2 separate regions of the Homo sapiens genome follow, and region 1 is linked to region 2. A link is a loop called in an ENCODE intact Hi-C map of the cell type or tissue named here. Cell type or tissue: HCT116. All regions are shown on one strand. Each heading gives the region's core, and the rest is flanking DNA. Links, peaks and the distances in the headings are about the cores only. Region 1 has its middle 38 kb from the start of LINC02681. Region 2 has its middle 19 kb from the start of POLL.

What was found. Peaks named below come from ENCODE experiments on the same cell type or tissue, not always from the same donor. Only the 100,000 strongest peaks of a DNase experiment are listed, where the experiment ranks them.
Region 1: it touches region 2 in a loop (4-fold over the local background); 47 of 110 quality-filtered maps call a loop at or near these places.

Annotation. Positions count from the first base shown.
Region 1 is chr10:101,297,092-101,305,414 of GRCh38, forward strand. No RefSeq gene overlaps it. Among named protein-coding and RNA genes, the nearest start is that of LINC02681, 38 kb to the left of the region's middle. RefSeq lists enhancers at 1,077-1,146, 1,187-1,256. In HCT116, for the core only: CTCF peaks have their summits at 950 and 4,515; DNase peaks (open chromatin) are centred at 960 and 4,560.
Region 2 is chr10:101,565,303-101,573,625 of GRCh38, forward strand. No RefSeq gene overlaps it. Among named protein-coding and RNA genes, the nearest start is that of POLL, 19 kb to the right of the region's middle. RefSeq lists a silencer at 4,833-5,132. In HCT116, for the core only: CTCF peaks have their summits at 5,062 (motif pointing left) and 5,268; DNase peaks (open chromatin) are centred at 4,619 and 5,059; H3K4me3 peaks cover 1,723 bases; H3K27ac peaks cover 1,167 bases.

The DNA.
Region 1 (8,323 bases), core at 130-8,129, 270 kb before region 2:
GCTCCTCAAGGCTTTATGAAGATGGGCTTCTGGGAAGTCATTCCTCCAGGAACATCTGCCCGATAAGCCATCAGAGAGGACTCAGGGAAATGGGGGGTTGAAGGTACTGGAAAACGGAGCCACATATAATTCAACCATTTCTTGAGATTTGGAATCTGTCCTTTCTCTCTCCCCATGTAGAGGCCAGGTAGATGTAGGGTGCAAAGGAGAATGAACCTTTGAAAGGTGGCTACTCTGCTTCTGGGGGGCCAAGGAAGCCAGCAGGAGCTGGGAAGTTAAGGTCTAGGTGGAGAAGCCAAGCTTGGCAGAGGAGTGTTTCCAACTTTAGCAACAAAGCCAATCTGAGCTGTGTAACTGAGGTGAAAGTCACTTCACCACTCTGGGCTTCAGGTTCCTCATCTGTAAAATGAGAAAAAATAAGATTTCTTTCCGTTCTAGTTTCTGTGATTCTAAACCGATGGGTGAGTGTGATTGGAGAGCCCAGGTTTAGGATGAAAGAAGGAATTTCAGGGCTGAAGATCCAGATTCTTACAAGAGGGATGAACAGAGGTAATTGCAGGGCCAGCGGGGCCTGACATTCATCAGAGGACTGTTGGTGGCTGGGAACCTGCCAGGGCCAGGACAAAACAGAGCATAAAATCAGCCCGACCCTGGGGCAGAGAGAAGGCAGGGATGGATCTAGAAAGCATGCTACCTAAATTGTTTCAAACTCAGACTCTTTGCTCAGAATCTGGCTCATACAGCCCAGAGATCATGGGTAGAAACTCCAAGTGGCCAGGCAGGTGTCCATCAGCCTAAGCAACATAAAATCTGTGCACTCTCACGTTCTGTGCTTTAGAAGGGAATGAGTGGGAGGTGAGGGTCTTTGCTTTGTTTCCCCAGAGTTTCCTAATACGGTTTCCTGCTTGAGAAATGTTAGCATCACCTTGGCTGGATGGAGAGGGGATCAGGGCGCCCCTAGTGGTGGAGGCTGGTGGTTGGCAGAAGCGGCACCTCCTTAAGACTTCACTAGAGGAGCACGGGATAAAGTGTGAAGCAGCTGGAGGGAGGCCGAGGGGCACAGAGCCTAATGGAGGCAATCCCTCCGCCCTGTTTTGACTCAGGGCAAGATGAAACAGGGCAGGTGGCCAGGGAGAGTTGGAGCAGAAAGCTGCCTTGGAGGATAAATGCCTAGAGGGAAAAGACTAGAAGCCCAGAGCACAGGCAGCCAGCAGGCAGCAGGCAGGGGAGGAGAGGTGAGAAGGGAGGGAAGATATCCCTTTCCACGGATGTGCCTTGGCCCCTGCCCAGGCAAAGAGGGGCAGATTTTCCGTCTTGTCCCAAGCCCCTGCATCTGCCACCTTGTTTACCTCCTGCCTATTTATAGTTGCAAATTCCAAGCCTGGCATGGGACTCTGCGATTTATATGACTATAAACCTTCAAAGGGCACTGAGGGCTGGCGGGGAATGGGTAAAGACAGGGGCAGGCCTCGCAAGGTCAAAATACTCAGTCTCCCACCCCCACTGTCCTGACATCCTACCTCCTCACAACAGGTTGAAAGGCCAGGCTCACGCAAATAAGAAAATGGGTAGGAAGCCACAGTCGCCGCTGACTCTTCCTACCCTAAGCTTGTCCAGTTTAGGATTTAGAGCAAGGCAGAGCATGTCCTGGGTCCTGGAACATGGTGGGGGAAAAGAAGAAAAACAATAGAGCAAAACAGAGAGAACCTGTTTTAGTCTCCCTGGCCCCTTTTGGGAGGGGGTAGGGAAGCTCAGTGTGGGAGAGTGGATCTCATCAAGGACAATTGAATTTGGAGAGAGTGGGTGAGTCCAGGCTTTCGAGGGAGAGGGGAAATTGGGATCAGCAGCCCAACTCCCACCTACCCCATCCACTTAACAGCAGAGGGGAAGAAGAATGAGACCTGGAGCACTCCTGGCCTCTGGCTTCCTTCTGGGGGTGCCTTTGGAGGCCTGAATGGCTCACCTCTTATTCAGAACAGGGTGCACTGGTTTACCCAATGCCTGGGTGCCCAGTCACCATGGAATTCTGCTAGCACTGCTCATAGGCCAGATCCTTCCCTTTAGAGGCACCCTCTCCTCAGCCTCTGGCTGACCCTCTGCTTCAATTCATCTCCCTTTCTATTTTCTCTGGACCTCCAGCCCGCCATGTGTACTCACGTTACCGCTCCCCACAAAGTGCCCCTTGCTTTGCACCTGTGCCCTCAGCTGACTATTACAGCCTCCTGCTCTGCTCTTCCCCTCAAGCCCACCACACTGGTCCCCACTCCACGATGTGTCATATGTAGCTCAGCTCTGTGTGTGCATGTGTGTGTGTGTCTGTGTGCACGTGCATGCATGTTTGTGGCTGCATGTGTAAGAATGTGCCAAACAGTTTTGAACATGAAGGAGGGGGGAACCCAGAATGGCTTTCTCCTTGACTTTTTTGTTGTTTTCCCATCAACCTCCAGTCTGCTGGACTAAGTCTAAGGACTTAGGGAGGGAAATGTCGCTCTTAGAGTCCATGTGACCCACTGGCCACTTCTGACCCTCTTTTACAGCCCCCCTCCCCGACCTCCACCATCTGGGGTCTCAAACCCCTCACCACTAGACTAAGCCTGGTGAGAGGCAGACAGAGCTGAGGGTCAGGGATTGCTCAGTTGGGATTGGTCCTCTGGCAGGGGAGGGCACTCAGTCAACAGAGACTCCCATCTGGCTTTGGGCTTGGTCTCGGCCTTGGGTAAAGTCATATAGGGAAAGGCGGAGGCCACAAGGAATGAACCAATTCTTGGTCTACTCCTCTCTCCTACCGTCCCAGCCCAGCCTATCCTTGGGGACAGGGATGCAAATGAGTAAGCCAAGTCAAAGTCCCTTCTCTAAGAAGAGAGACAGAGAATAGAGAAGATGTCACAGAGCCCCTTTTGCCACCTACTAGTCTTCTCTTTTTTTTTTTTTTTTTTTTTTGAGACAGGTTCTCACTCTGTCACCCAGGCTAGAGTCTACAGTGCAGCAGCATGATCATAGCTCACTGCAGCCTCTGCCTCCTGTGCTCAAGCAATCCTTCTGCCTGAGCCTTTTGACTAGCTAGAACTACAGGCATGCACCACCACATTTGGCTATTTTTTTCTTTTTTTTTGTAGAAACAGGATCTCACTATGTTGATCTGGCTGGTCTTGAACTCGTGGCCTCAAGCAATCTGCCCACCTCAGCCTCCCAAAGTACTCAGCTTACAGGCATAAGCCACTACACCGGTCTCATAGTGTATTTTTTATCTAGTGCTTTCTCTGTGGTGGGAGAGGGGGTATCAGGAGGCATTGTCAGATGTGAAGATGGTGTCTGGGATGCTTATTTTATTTATTATTATTTGTTTTGAGACAGTCTTGCTCTGTCGCCCAGGCTGGAGCGCAATGGCACTATCTCAGCTCACTGCAACCTCCGCCTCCTGGATTCAAGCGATTCTCCTGCCTCAGCCTCCTGAGTAGCTGGGATTACAGGCATGCACCACCACACTCAGCTAATTTCTGTATTTTTAGTAGAGATGGGGTTTCACCATGTTGGCCAGGCTGGTCTCAAACTCCTGACCTCAGGTGATCCACCTGCCTCGGCCTCCCAAAGTGCTGGGATTACAGGCGTGAGCCACCTCGCTTAGCCTGGAATACTTAACTTTATATGCCAACTTGACTGGGCTAAGGGATGCCCAGATAGCTGGGAAAACATTATTTCTGGGTGTGTCTGTGGAGGGAGTTTCTGGAATCAGTAGGCTGAGTGAGGAAGACTCACACTCATCACTGTGGGTGGGCATCATTCAATCTGTTGATGGCCTGAATAGAAGAAAAAGGCAGAGGGAGGGTGAATTTGCTTTCTGCTTGATCTAGGCCATCCATCTCCTCTTGTCTTATGATTTGACATTGCTGGTTTTGGGGACTTAAGACTTGGACCAGGACTTATACACCAGCCCCTCCCCGGCCCCCACAGTTATCAGGCCTTTGGGCTTGGACTGGAACTATACCACTCACTTTCCTGGGCCTCTAGCTTGCAGTCAGCACATCATGGGACTTTTTGGCCTCCATAATTGGGTGACTCAATCATTCATAATAAGTCCCTTTATCTACCTTCTTCCTTCCTACCTTCCTTCTTTCTTCTTTCCTTTCCTTTCTTTCTTTCTTTCTTTTTCCTTTCTTTCTCTATCTCTCTCTTTCTCTCTCTCTTTCTCTTCCTCTCTTTCTCACCTTCTCTCCTTGTCTGCTTCTTTCTCCCTTTCTTCTTTTCTTTCTTTCTTTTTTTCTTTCTCCTCTTTCTTTCACTCTTTCTTTCTATCTCTATCTCTCTCTTTCTCTCTCTCCTTCTTTCCTCCTCTTTCTTTCTTTCTTTCTTTCTCTCTTTCTCTCTTTCTTGGTCTGTTTCTCTGGAAAACCCTGACTAATACAGTGTATGAGGACCTGGGGAGAAATCGAGGACCTAGATGGAGGTGAGGTGCAGTGAAGAGAAGCCAGGAGGACCTGCAGAGGGGCTGGCAGCAGAGCAGAGCTCACCGTTATGCCCTCTCCAGAGGGAGGCAGCAGAGGACCATGGGAATTGCCCCATCCAGCATTAGCAGTTCAGTTCCCCTTGCTTCACTGTCTACCATGGAGCCCATATCTAGGGACTCACCTTGTTTGAATGTTTTTACACTTTTAGTCCCTGCCCCAAGGAGAGATGCCTTGGGAAAGTCAGCCCTGATTTAGTCCCTCCCAAGCTCCTCTCTTCATTCCTATGTAGAGGCTTCTCTCCTTTGTGTCTAGAACTTAGAGAACATACTTTTGTCCACTCCCCACCTCCTTACATTTCTCAACCTCCCCAGCTCCCTACCTCCTACACGCCCTTGGAGGCCATGATCCAGCCCAGATTCACTGCCCTGGAGAGGCCCGTATCTCTGCCCTGTGGCCATGCTGAGCCATGACTGTGACAACTAGACATTGTTAGCATCTGACCCCCATCATCCCTAGGGAGTTTCCAGTGAGGGCCCATACTCCTAATGTCTTCTTTTCCCTACCCCCATTTAGTCACTCACCAGGCCTACTTCCTGGATATGAGGACCAGGTCTGGCCCTGGAAGTGCACAGGGAGATGGTCCTGTGCTGGGGACCAGGCTAGCATAGGGGCAGCAGCTAGGTGGAGGAGTTCTGAGGTGTGGCCTTGAGTGCGATGAAAAACCAGTGCCTCATAGCCTAGTAACATTCCCCTCCCTGCCAACATGGCACCTCTGTGGTCCCTCAGCCTGGTTGGAAGTGGGGTGGTGAGGAGTTGGGGGGCACAGGTAGATGGAAGGTGGGGAATGGGGTGGGAGGGCACAGGTCAAGGGAACAAATATCTAATTTTTTCAAAGCTCAAAAACTGGAAGCAACCTAGAGGCTTCAAAGTTAAATCCTGGAGCAGAGAGAACATCTCCTGTGCATCGGGTAGAGGGAGCCAGGGACAGAATGGCCTTGGTTTGAGGATGATCTTATCAAAAAGGAAGCTAAGAGTGACCAGCTTTTTTGAGACCAAAGAGGGCCAATGGGTTCCTTCTGAACTCTTACTGGGATGGGAGTGGCTGAGAGAGCTGTAGACCTGAACCCTGGGGGGCACAGCTGAGATCCCAACAGAAAGGAGCCCATGTGTTAATAACCACTATAAGCCACGAGAAAGTCAGGGTCAGGGAGTGGTGGATTACTACTGGTCTCTCTTATCCAGTCTCCTGTCATTGACTCCAAGACATCTGGGTCTCAGAGAGTCCAAGATGCAAGGTAGGCAGCTACCTTACAGATCATCTGGCCTAGGACTCATTTTATAGATAGAGAAAAGAAGACTCAGAGGGGATAGGAAGGTGCCTGACTGTACCACCCACCATCTCAAGTCATCTATTAGCTTAGTTATAAGATCTCAGTTTGACCTCATCCTGTGGAACTCCAGGCTTACCTGCCTGCCCAATGGATTTGTCCCTAGATTAAGTTTCCCCTCCACCCACATTGTTGCTCTATGTTTGGACCCCTCCAGATAGGCCTGATGGAGGAGCCCTGATTGGAAAATTTCCCCTCCCCTTCCCTGTCTCAGAATATAGCTTCTTAGGGCGCTCCCTTTGCAACTTGAGATGTCACTGTCTTTCTATTAAAATGTCTTTTCCACTCTGCCTCTCCCTTTCTCTCGCTCTTCTCCAAACCCTACCCCCTCCACCCCCACCTGCCATCCCTTCTCTAGATAGAGCCCCAGAACTGCTGAGATGAATCTCTGCAGCTTTGTGGTTCTGGGCTGTGTTCCTGGTAATTGAGTTGTGCTCCCTAGTCATGATGGGGGAGGGTGGCAGTGGCTGCCGGTGGGTCCAGTCATCCTTCTGCTAGCTTAGCCCCTTCCACTGTGATCCAGCAGAGAGGGTGAGGAGGAGAGAGCTGGGGATGCTTCCTTTTCCCCAGCCCTCCTTCTCCAGCTCTCTGTCTCCCCCTCTCCCCCTCCCTGCTTCATCTCCAGCACAAATCACATGGTGACAGCCACATCCAACCTTTGGGGAAGGGTTTGTAAATGTGTCTTCCTTAGCTGTGATCTCCAAATTGTTCCTTTTATTGCATTTGTCACGGTGAAGATTAAAGTCCCTGGGTGGTCTGCACCACAAATCACAAAGTCTGCTCAGGGAGAGGCTGCAGGTTGGGAACTGATGGAGGGGTCTGGGCCCTGTTACAGGGTGTGCATGCATGTGTATACTCACAAACACCCGATCCCATGTGTGATGAGGATTTGTACTTAGGAATGGAAAGATGTGCTGCTGATATTGTCCTTCTGAGTTGTTAGCCCCCTTTATAAGCACAGTTTTTGACCTCTTCCTCCAGGCTGTCTTCCAGGATCTCCCTGCCCAATCTGTGGTTGGCATCATGGTCTACATTGCTCTTTCCCGTCTCTTCCATCAGTGGGGAGGGAAAGCTGTGGTCACATCAGAGATATTTCAGGATATCCCCCTGGATCTTTGGTCACATTGATCTCTAGATCTCATCCTGGCAGCCCTCTTTTTTTGAGACAGGGTCTCACTCTGTTGCCCAGGATGGGGTGCAGTGGCACGATCTTGGCTCACTGCGGCCTCAACCTCCTAGGCTTAAGCGATCCTCCTGCCTCAGCTCCCCCAAGTAGCTGGGACTAAAGGCGTGCACCACCATGCCCAGCTAAACATCCTGGCAGCACTCTGAATGGGTCAAGGGCAGTTTGGGCCCAGAGCTCCCAAGGGACTCACATCCAAGCCCCAGAAGAACAGCTGATCTTACCCTGTCCCAGCACCCCCATATCCTGACTTTCTTTCTCATCCTGAGACACAACTGGTTGCAGAGGGAGCACAGCTGACATGGAGGAAACACAGCTGAGGAACCAAGAGGACAAAAGCTCCCTTGTACATGTGCGCTGAAAACAGCCCCCTTATGAGGTGGGCTTCCTGCCTGTCCCTCATCCACATTCATAACATTCAAATTTATGCTGTAATCTCCACCGCTCCATATGTATGAGCCTTTGATGGGTGTTTGGGTTTATGGGATGCACCCGTCCCTCCATTCCCTCACCCGCCCACCGCCTCCAACCACTGCAAAGACGCTCGTACATAATTGACATCGGCAGATTCTTTCATTATACAAGATTTAGCATCTGCTCAGGGATCGCTCGCTCCTCACTCACCATAGATGACTTTTCCCCGCGTTTCCTATTATCAATTCAAATTAGCCCCATTTCCCCACCCGACCAGTGCAGCGTTTACACTTGACAGTGAGGAAACAGCAAGGCTATAATGGGCTCCTCAATTATTTAGGCCCAGGTAGGCCAGGACCCAGAAAGCCTTGACAAGGGGATATGCTGGGGTGGAGTCATTGTAGAGGGGAGGATAGGGCAGCAACTACCTGGTCCCTGTTTGGCCTTATAGCCCTCTACCCTCTCACTTTCCACCCTGGGACCCCCTTCCCCACCTCACACACATGTAGGTCTCTAAGGAGCAAGACAGTCCCTTCCTGCCCCCATCCTCAGCAGCAGCTCTCTCCCCTTCCATCCCATATTTGCTCCACATGAGTACCCAATGGGCCACTGGCATAAACCAAAGAAGAGGTCATTAGCACCTGCCGGGCTGCCCCTCCCCTGAAGACACCCCTGTCTGAAGGTTCATCTGTCTCCATGAAGGTGAGAGGTGGTGCCCCAGGATTTCAGAGATCAGTAGAAGAGTCAGAAATCCAGCTGCAGAGCCCTAGGAAGAGAGAGATAAAGCAGGCCCAGCTGACACATGAGACACACATCAGAGCCTGAGGGAGCCGAGAGTGTTGCCGCTGGGGCTTCGGGAGAAGTCACAGGCAAGAAGAACGGCTTGGGCAAGG
Region 2 (8,323 bases), core at 151-8,150:
GAGGGGGGGGTGGGTGTCTCTCTCTAATAAGCGCTAATGGAGTCCCCTCTGCAATCCTGAAGTGAATGTGGATCAGAAAGACATATCCGTGCCCCAAGTGGGCTGGCCCCTGACCCAGCCTAGAGGGCATAGGACACAGACAAGTGGGGGAGGTTCCTTCCCTTCCAAGCTTCCCTGGACTACCAGTGTTACCCTGTCCTTAATCTGCCTCACACCCCTTTCAGGCAGGAAGTTCTTTCTGGAGTCTTTCCTAAGTCCCTCTTGCTGCAGATCAGCCTAGGCTCAGAGCCTGAATAGGGCCAGGAGTGGAAGAGTGACTCCCATGCCACACTGTCTCTGGAGGGTTGGGAGGAAGGCATTGTGGGGATCAGTCATCCCACCACCCACCAGCCAGCAGCCATCATGCCCCCACCTCATCACCACCCCCCAGCCAGCCATGCAGACTCCACCAACATCCTTGTATCTGAGAGTCCTGGGAGCCCTGATTGTGACTCTTTTTTTTTGAGATGGGAGTCTCCTACTGTCACCTGGGCTGGAGTGCAATGGTGCCATCTCGGTTCACTGCAACCTCCGCCTCCCAGGTTCACGCGATTCTCCTGCCTCAGCCTCCCAAGTACCTGGGATTACAAGCGCATACCACCACGCCCAGCTAATTTTTTTTGTACTTTTAGTAGAGACGGGGTTTCACTATGTTGGCCACGCTGGTCTCAAACTCCTGACCTTGTGGTCTGCCTGCCTTGGCCTCCCAAAATGCTGGGATTACAGGGATGAGTGAGCCACCACGCCCGGCCTGATTGTGACTCTCTGGCTGTCCCTGTGCTGCCAATGGAACACACAGTCACATTCAGGCCTGTACAGCCTGTGGGGAGCGCAGTAAATGTTGGTGGCTGATGTCACACGTGTGCACACGAAGCTGGCAGAGGGCCACCTGCATGCAAGCTGCCATTAACCAGGAATATCCTCTCCCCTGCCCCCCCTACATACAGCTCTTCCACTGGGGAAGAGGATCTCCAGCTGGGAATATCTTGACAGACGAGGCTGTTGTGAGTGTGTGTCTGCATGTGTGTCCTCTCCAGGGAACCTTGATCCCTGCATAGGGACATGTGTCCCCCAGCATCGGCGTGTCTCTCAGGTTCCGCGTGCATGTGTGTGTGTGCGCGAGCATGTATCCAGCAGGCCCATGTGCATGTGTGCGCGCCTGTGCTCATGCACGCCCCCCCTCCCGCTGTCAGCCGCGCTGATGACATTGGCGCAGAGGAAAGTGATGACAAATGCCCGTTATCAGCGAACGAGGCCGATGACAAATGGGCGGGCGCCCGAGCAGCCCCATTACGCTGTAATAACAGAAGATGGATGGCCTGGAGCCCCCCCACCCCCACCCCGTGCCGGTAACGGGAGCCGATCCTGCTCCGCCCGCCCCGGGAGGGAGCCCAGCCGCTGCCGCCGGGCCGCCAATCACGTCGGGGCCCAAGACGCCCAGACCGAGGAGCCGTGAAACCACGCGGCCCTTCTCGGCGGAGGAACAAAGCCCTGCGCTCAGCGGCCGCAGGGGGCTCACCGGGCGTCTGGCCTGCCTGCGGCCAGGACGTGCAGCTGTGCACACACATGGCCTGCACACGCGCCAGGCGCCTATATCCTTGTACGGTGCACCCGCAGCACTTGTTCAGGCACAACCCTGACCTCATGGGACCATGCACACATCCTTTTGTGTCACGCACACACATACATCTGCCACCAGACCTGGGTATACACCCGCCAATGTAAATCCATGCACACACCACCGTGCACACCCGTGTACCTTCAATTCTTACACAAGCCTACAGAAACCACTATGTCCATACACATGTATGCGCCTAACATGATTGCTCATGCATAGATATGGAAATATGTATACATATAAGCAGAAATGCTTGCACATGAACACAAGCCCTACACACTGCTCTGTGCACACAATTCAGGGTGTCTAAACACCCACACACATGTAAAAGATGCCCACAGCTGCATCAACAAGTATTGACTGAGTCATACCATGCACCTGTCAGTTAGGTGCTGGGGCAGTTATAATGATGAAGGTAACACCATCCCTGTCTTCTAGAATCTTAAGTTTATGGGAGTGGGCAGATGAATGGCTGTGAGTGAAGGCAGAAAGTTGCTATGTGCTTTGACCCAAATAGTTTGTGATATAAGATTTACAACTGGAAAATCAGGACAGTCTTCCTGGAGGAGGTGGCTAAAGGAGGAGTGAATTTTTTAGAGGAACTGAATTCTGAACAAAAGGTATGGAAACGGGGAAATGTAGGGAGTGTTTGAGGACAAGAAGTCTAAGAGGACAGGAATCCAGGTGAATGGCATTGGTTGAGTGTGGTGGGAATGAGACTTCTCAGACAGACTGGGACTGGGAGGCTGGAAGCCAGGAGGCAATCGAGGAGGGTGGAGCCTGTCCACCTGAGAGACCCATGAGGCCTGGGCTAGCCTAAGACCCGTGAGGCCTGGGCTAGCCTAGAAAGGAAAGGAGAGGATCAGGAAGTCAATGAACCAGAGAGTAAGCGGGCGGGAGGCGCCAGGCAGGCTGACTTGACAGGACCCTGCACTTACACGAGCCCCATGCCTGATTGTACATTCTACTGTCTCTGTCTTGAAATTCTAATTTTTTATTAAGAAGCTCCTTGTTTTCATTTTGCACCAGGCCTTGAAGATTATGTTGCCCATCCTGGATCCTGAGGTTTCCAGGCTGAGCTAGTAAGACAGGCCAGCAGGAGTAGGTTTGGGAGAGGAGCTGGTGAGTTTGATTTGGGACGGGGGGTATGTGAGAGGCTGGAAGTGGAATGGGGGTTGAGGAGACAGGGGAAGATTCCATGTCTCCGTCCACAAAGTGAGAATTGCTGCCTCGCATCTGCCAGCGCCCAAGTCCACTTCTATTCTGCAGTGAGTCCGCGCCCCACCAGAGCCCTCAGACATACCTATCCTGTGCGCGCGCCCCTTGCTAGAATACAGCACTCGCAAGCTCCCAGTGTTGCCCCTACATTCTCAGGGCCTGACACATGGTAGCCACTCAGTACCTGTTTGTTGAATGAATAACTGTATTCATGAATACATGTGCACATATGAATCCACATACATACTCACGGGGCATCCATTGTCCCCACCACGAAGGGTACCTGCACGACCGAATATCTTCCCCTATCCCACTGTCACTGCCCCACACTTCCTCCAAGACTTTTCTGTTACCCTGTGTCTAACCTGGGGGCGGAATGCCCTTGCCTCAGTGGCCCTCTCATTGGGTGTCTCCTTTGCAGGCAGAGTTGGGCAGGAGTTAAGGAGGAGCAGAGAGCGGGAGAAGGCCAGGACCCGGGGGAAGGTGGGACAGAATAGAGGCTATGACTGAATTCCAGTCTCAGCTCCTCCCTGGCTTCTCTCAGCTCAAACTTCTTCATCTGCAAAATGGGGATGGCAGGCAGAAAGGCATTCACACGGACACCTGGCTGCTGACACCGAGATAGAGTAAATCGAGGCAGGCTTTGAGAAGGCTGCTTCCCTACCCCCAACTCTGGGTTCCCTGCGGTGTTGAAAGTGGATGAGGGGCCCAGGGGATGACCCAGGTGATCTCAAACAAGGGGAGGGAGGCTGGCACTCCTGAGAGGAGGAGTGGTCCACTCCCAGTAGAAACCAGATGATACAGGAACTGAGACCCCAGCCAGTGCCTTGTACAACCCACATACAAGCAGGCACAGAAATGAGGTGGCCCCCAAAGACTACAGTAAACACTCTGACCTCAGGTAGCTTGGGGTGGGAGGAGGCAGAGGACACCAGAGAGAGGGGCCTGGGGAGGGAGCCCGGTGGAGGGGGGTGGGGGGCACCAGGGTTCCTCTGCCAGGGTACCCTGCCTTCCAACGGCAAGGACTGCTCCCTCCCCCCTCAATCAATGCTGGCTTCCCAATATGAGAATGGAAAAGGCGTGTGTTCCCAGGAACCCCCACCACCCCCACCTGTCTCCTTCACCTTCCTGTGACCCATTTTGGGTCTCTCCAATGTGTTCTGGTCACGCCTCTACCCCAACCCCCACCCCCATTGCAGCGGTGTTAACCATCACCTCTCAGACCTGTCAGGAGGTCCTTGGGAAGCCCCCAGCAAGGGGACTGCAGTGAAAGGCACCAGGATGAGAGGGGAGATGCCGGCAGGCAGGGGATGGGCCGGCTAATGGGCCTCGTCCCTCCTCCCCTCACCAGTTCACTTCTTCTGTAGCGTTATTGACCTGTCATTAGTTATCCGTCCAAGGTCGACGGGCCTGGCCCAGCCATAAATCACGGCGGCTGGAGGTGGGCTACAGGCGGAGCGATGGTCCCTGGGATGCAGTCCAGAGCTCAGCCCCCAGCTCAGCCCGGGAGGAGGCGCAGACGGCCTCAGCAAGTCTCGGAAGAGCTTCCCCGGGGGAGCTGGGCCCGCTTTCGTGTCCACGCATCCCGGCCCTCCTCCGCGAACCTTCTCAACTTCCCCACGGTGCTCCAGGCAGCCCCTCCCTCCGTCTCTCACGCCTTTCTCCTCTCCCCATCTCTTTCTTCTCTCAGGCTCTGCCTTCAAGGTGGGCGGGGAAAGAGGGATGGGGTGGGGACCTGGGGAGGTGCTGGTTCCCGCCCACTCGGTGTTCTCACCCCACCTGATCTCCCAGTTTAGAACATCCAGGATCAAGGACAGAACACACCCACGGGGAAACTGAGGCACAGAGCCCTGACCAGGGTTGAGTGTGGGGAATGGGGTCCCACCGGATTCAGCACCAAAGTCACCAGTCCCAGCTCCGCTGTCTCAGCTCCCGGCGGGGTGACGGGGAGGCTCTACCCCCTTCGAAGGGCACGCCAGGCCCCTTCGGGCCGCCTCCTGCAGAGAGGAGCGGGGGCTCGCGCTGCAGCAGCGCAGTGGGGACCCTTCCGCCCCACCCCACTCCACCCCACTCCACTCTCACGCCCGAGATCGGAGAGAAGCCCGGCCGCGGGTTTCTTGCCCCGCACCCACCGCACCCTCAACCACACCCCACCCAGGCCTTCCGCGCGGCCGGACCTCTTCGCCGGTCCTCGCGCGCCCTCTGCTGGCGGCTTCCAGGAAGCGCGCCCGTGGCCCCCAATACCCGCCCCGCCCCCAGCCAGGCCCCGCAGCCCGGCAGGCCCCGCACCCGTCCCCAAGGACGCCCCACGGAGCACTCCCCATCCCGCCATCCCCGTTTCAGTGCGGCCGCTCCCATTTCGGATCCCAGAGGCCCGTTTGTTCCCAGAGGGTGGAGGGTGTTAGGATCAGGAAGGCAGAGCCTGAAGCTAGAGTGGCGAGTGAGGCTCCTCCCTGCGGAGCCCGAGGGGCATCTGCAGCCCGAATTTATTCTTCGCAGGGAGGTAGAGAGGGGACATCTCCTTGCAGACCGCCCCTCCGCTTGGTGGTCCTGAGGCTCCCGTGGGCACAAGGTAAGGGAGAGCCAAGGAGGCCCTCAGGTGGGTGGACCCTGGTTCTCAGAGTCTCTGAGGTGGGAAGCTGGCGCTCAGGACTGTTGCCAGCAGGAAGGGGAAGAGCATGGCCTCTGGGTTCTCCTCTGGGGCCACGCCCGAGGGCCCTCGGCTCCCTCCCCGTTAGGCAGCTCGGGAGGAAGGGGAACAGGCCGGGGGATGATCCCCTTACAAGGTGCTGTCTGGCTGACAGGTAGGGAGGGTAGCTCGACCAGAGGCTATGCTCAAACTGGCCCCAAAGTGCTCCACAGAATGCTGGGTCCAAGGTCAGGATGATGAGGGAGGATTCCTCAGCGGACGCCTGGAGCTGTGGGGAGGCGACGTCTCAGGCCAGGCGAGGCCCCCATCAGGCCCTGAGGTGGAGTTGGCATGGGGACAAGTGAGGCATGTGTGGGCTGTGGGGCCGGACCGGGTGTGTGCAGGGACATGAGGCCAAGGGCTGAGGGGAAAGGGTCAGGTGTGTGCAGGCCCGCTGGGGCCATGGGGGACAGGGCAGACACGTAGGGATGTCTGTGAGCTACAGAGCCCGGACCCCTGCCTCCAGCAGGGCTGTAGCTTAGGAGTGCTCAGGCATTGGAGCCCTCGACACCACTAATTCCCAAATGGAGGTGGAGAGGTCAGGAGACCCCACCTCAGGGCAAGCGGGCGACTGCTGATTCCAAACCCCAGGCTTCAGGGCCGGGGACTGTGTCCTTCAACATCAGCACAGGAACCCTCCACAGACTGAAAAGCTCAGGCTCCTTGCTTCAGATAAGGGGGAAGGAGGGAAAGAGGTTAGGACAGAAAGCCCAGTTACATTTGGGATGGATCGAACCAGTCCCAGAGAGGAGCCAGGAAAACCAGCTGGGCTTCCCAGGTCACACAGATCTGAGCTGAAACCCAGCTCTGTTCTTCATATGGTGTGTGACTTAGAACTAGTAAATGAACCTCTCTGGGCCTCACTTTCATCATCTGCAAAATGGGGATAATACAACTATCAGAGGGCTGTTGGGAAGCCTACATGATATAATCCATGTGCAGAATGGGTTAAGGGTGGACTGGCCAGGCTCAGGAGTCAATAAATGACGGTGAAACTCTGCTGAAACAAACCAGAAATAGGGTACAGCTAACTCCTCACTGGAGGCTCCTTTCATAACCTGAAAAATGTGCCTTGGTCTTCTCCAACCTCCATAGAAGCTGTTGCCTTCTATCTAGTAGGAATCAAAAACATCTTTGGCCGGGTGCGGTGGCTCACGCCTGTAATCCCAGCACTTTGGGAGGCCGAGGCGGGCAGATCATGAGGTCAGGAGTTCGAGACCAGCCTGACCAACATGGTGAAACCCTGTCTCTACTAAAAATACAAAAATTAGCTGGGCATGGTGGCATGCACCTGTAATCCCAGCTACACAGGAGGCTGAGGCAGGAGAATCGCTTGAACCCGGGAGATGGAGGTTGTAGTCAGCTGAGATCGCGCCATTGCACACTCCAGCCTGGGCAACAAGAGCGAAACGCCATCTCAAAACAAACAAACAAAAAACATCTTTTACTGGCACCAATCCAGGCACCATGAATATATACATTTGAAAAACTCTGGTTTGGGAGGAGGAAGGGAACTCTGGTTTGAAAGGGCATCAGATTAGCCTGCCTGGAGTGCCCACAACCTAGAAGGCTCTACCTGAGCCAATGCCACAGAAACTCCTCTTGTCAAGGACCCACTCCTGTGAGAGGGAAGCTCACTGCTTACCACGCAGGGGCCCAGACTCCACCTGGGCAAGAGTCACAAATGTAAATGCTTACAGGGTTCGGTCCCAGTTACAGCAGTAGGGAGTGGTGAGGACTTTGGGTCCAGTCAGTTACTACCATGTGGGAATATAGGGGAAGGATGGCATTAGGACAGAGCACCCAGCCCTCTCCCAACTTCATCCCCTGCCCACCTCCTAGGAGCTTCCTAAGACACCCTTCCCCTAGGCCCTATGAGTCTGTTTCCTACTGCTGCATAACAGATTATCACAAACTCTGCCCCTTAAACCAACACCAACTTATGATCTCACAGTGCTGTAGGTCAGCAGTCTGAGCAGGCTCAGCCCAGTTCTCTGCTTAGGGTCCCACAAGGCTGAAATCCAGGTGTTGCCAGCCTGGGCTCTTCGCTGGTGGCTCTGGGAAAGGCTGCATCCACACACATTCTTGTTGCTGGTGGAATTCAGTTCCTTGTGGCTGTAGGACTGTTTCCCTGCTGGCTGTCAGCCAGGGCTGCTTTTCAAGGATGCTCTCTGGCCTTTCTCCTGCTTCAAATCTCTCTGACTGCCCTTCTGCTACCAGCCAGAGAAAGCTCTTTGCTTTTAAAGAGTTCATGTGATTAGACTAGGTCCTTTTGCCGTATAATGTGACATGACCACATGAGTGACACCTCATCACAGTCATACCCACACTCAAACGGGAGATAATCCAAAGGCAAAGATAACTGGGGGTGATCCTTTGAATCCTGCCCAGCACACTTAGCTTCTGGGGTGGGGTGGAAGCATGCCTTACTCCTAGGTCCAGCCCTCCTGACCTCTGAGAGACCTTGAACCAGGGCATATCCCATCTCTGGGCCTCAGTTTCCTCTTTTATAAATGGGGTAAGGGGGCTGGATGGCATCTAAAATTCCTCCCAGGTCCCAAATACTAACTGTGACACAGGGGATGGGGAATTCAGATCCCTTGACTGGGGGGCCCCACTGACCATGGAAGAGCAGGACTGTGTTGCCCTCCAGCAGCACCCCCATCCCAACCTCCCACAGGGCCTTGCTAGGGACAGCAGGATCGGTGACAGCCACACAGCACAGCAAAGGTGCCCAGCATAAGGCGGCCAGCTCCCCC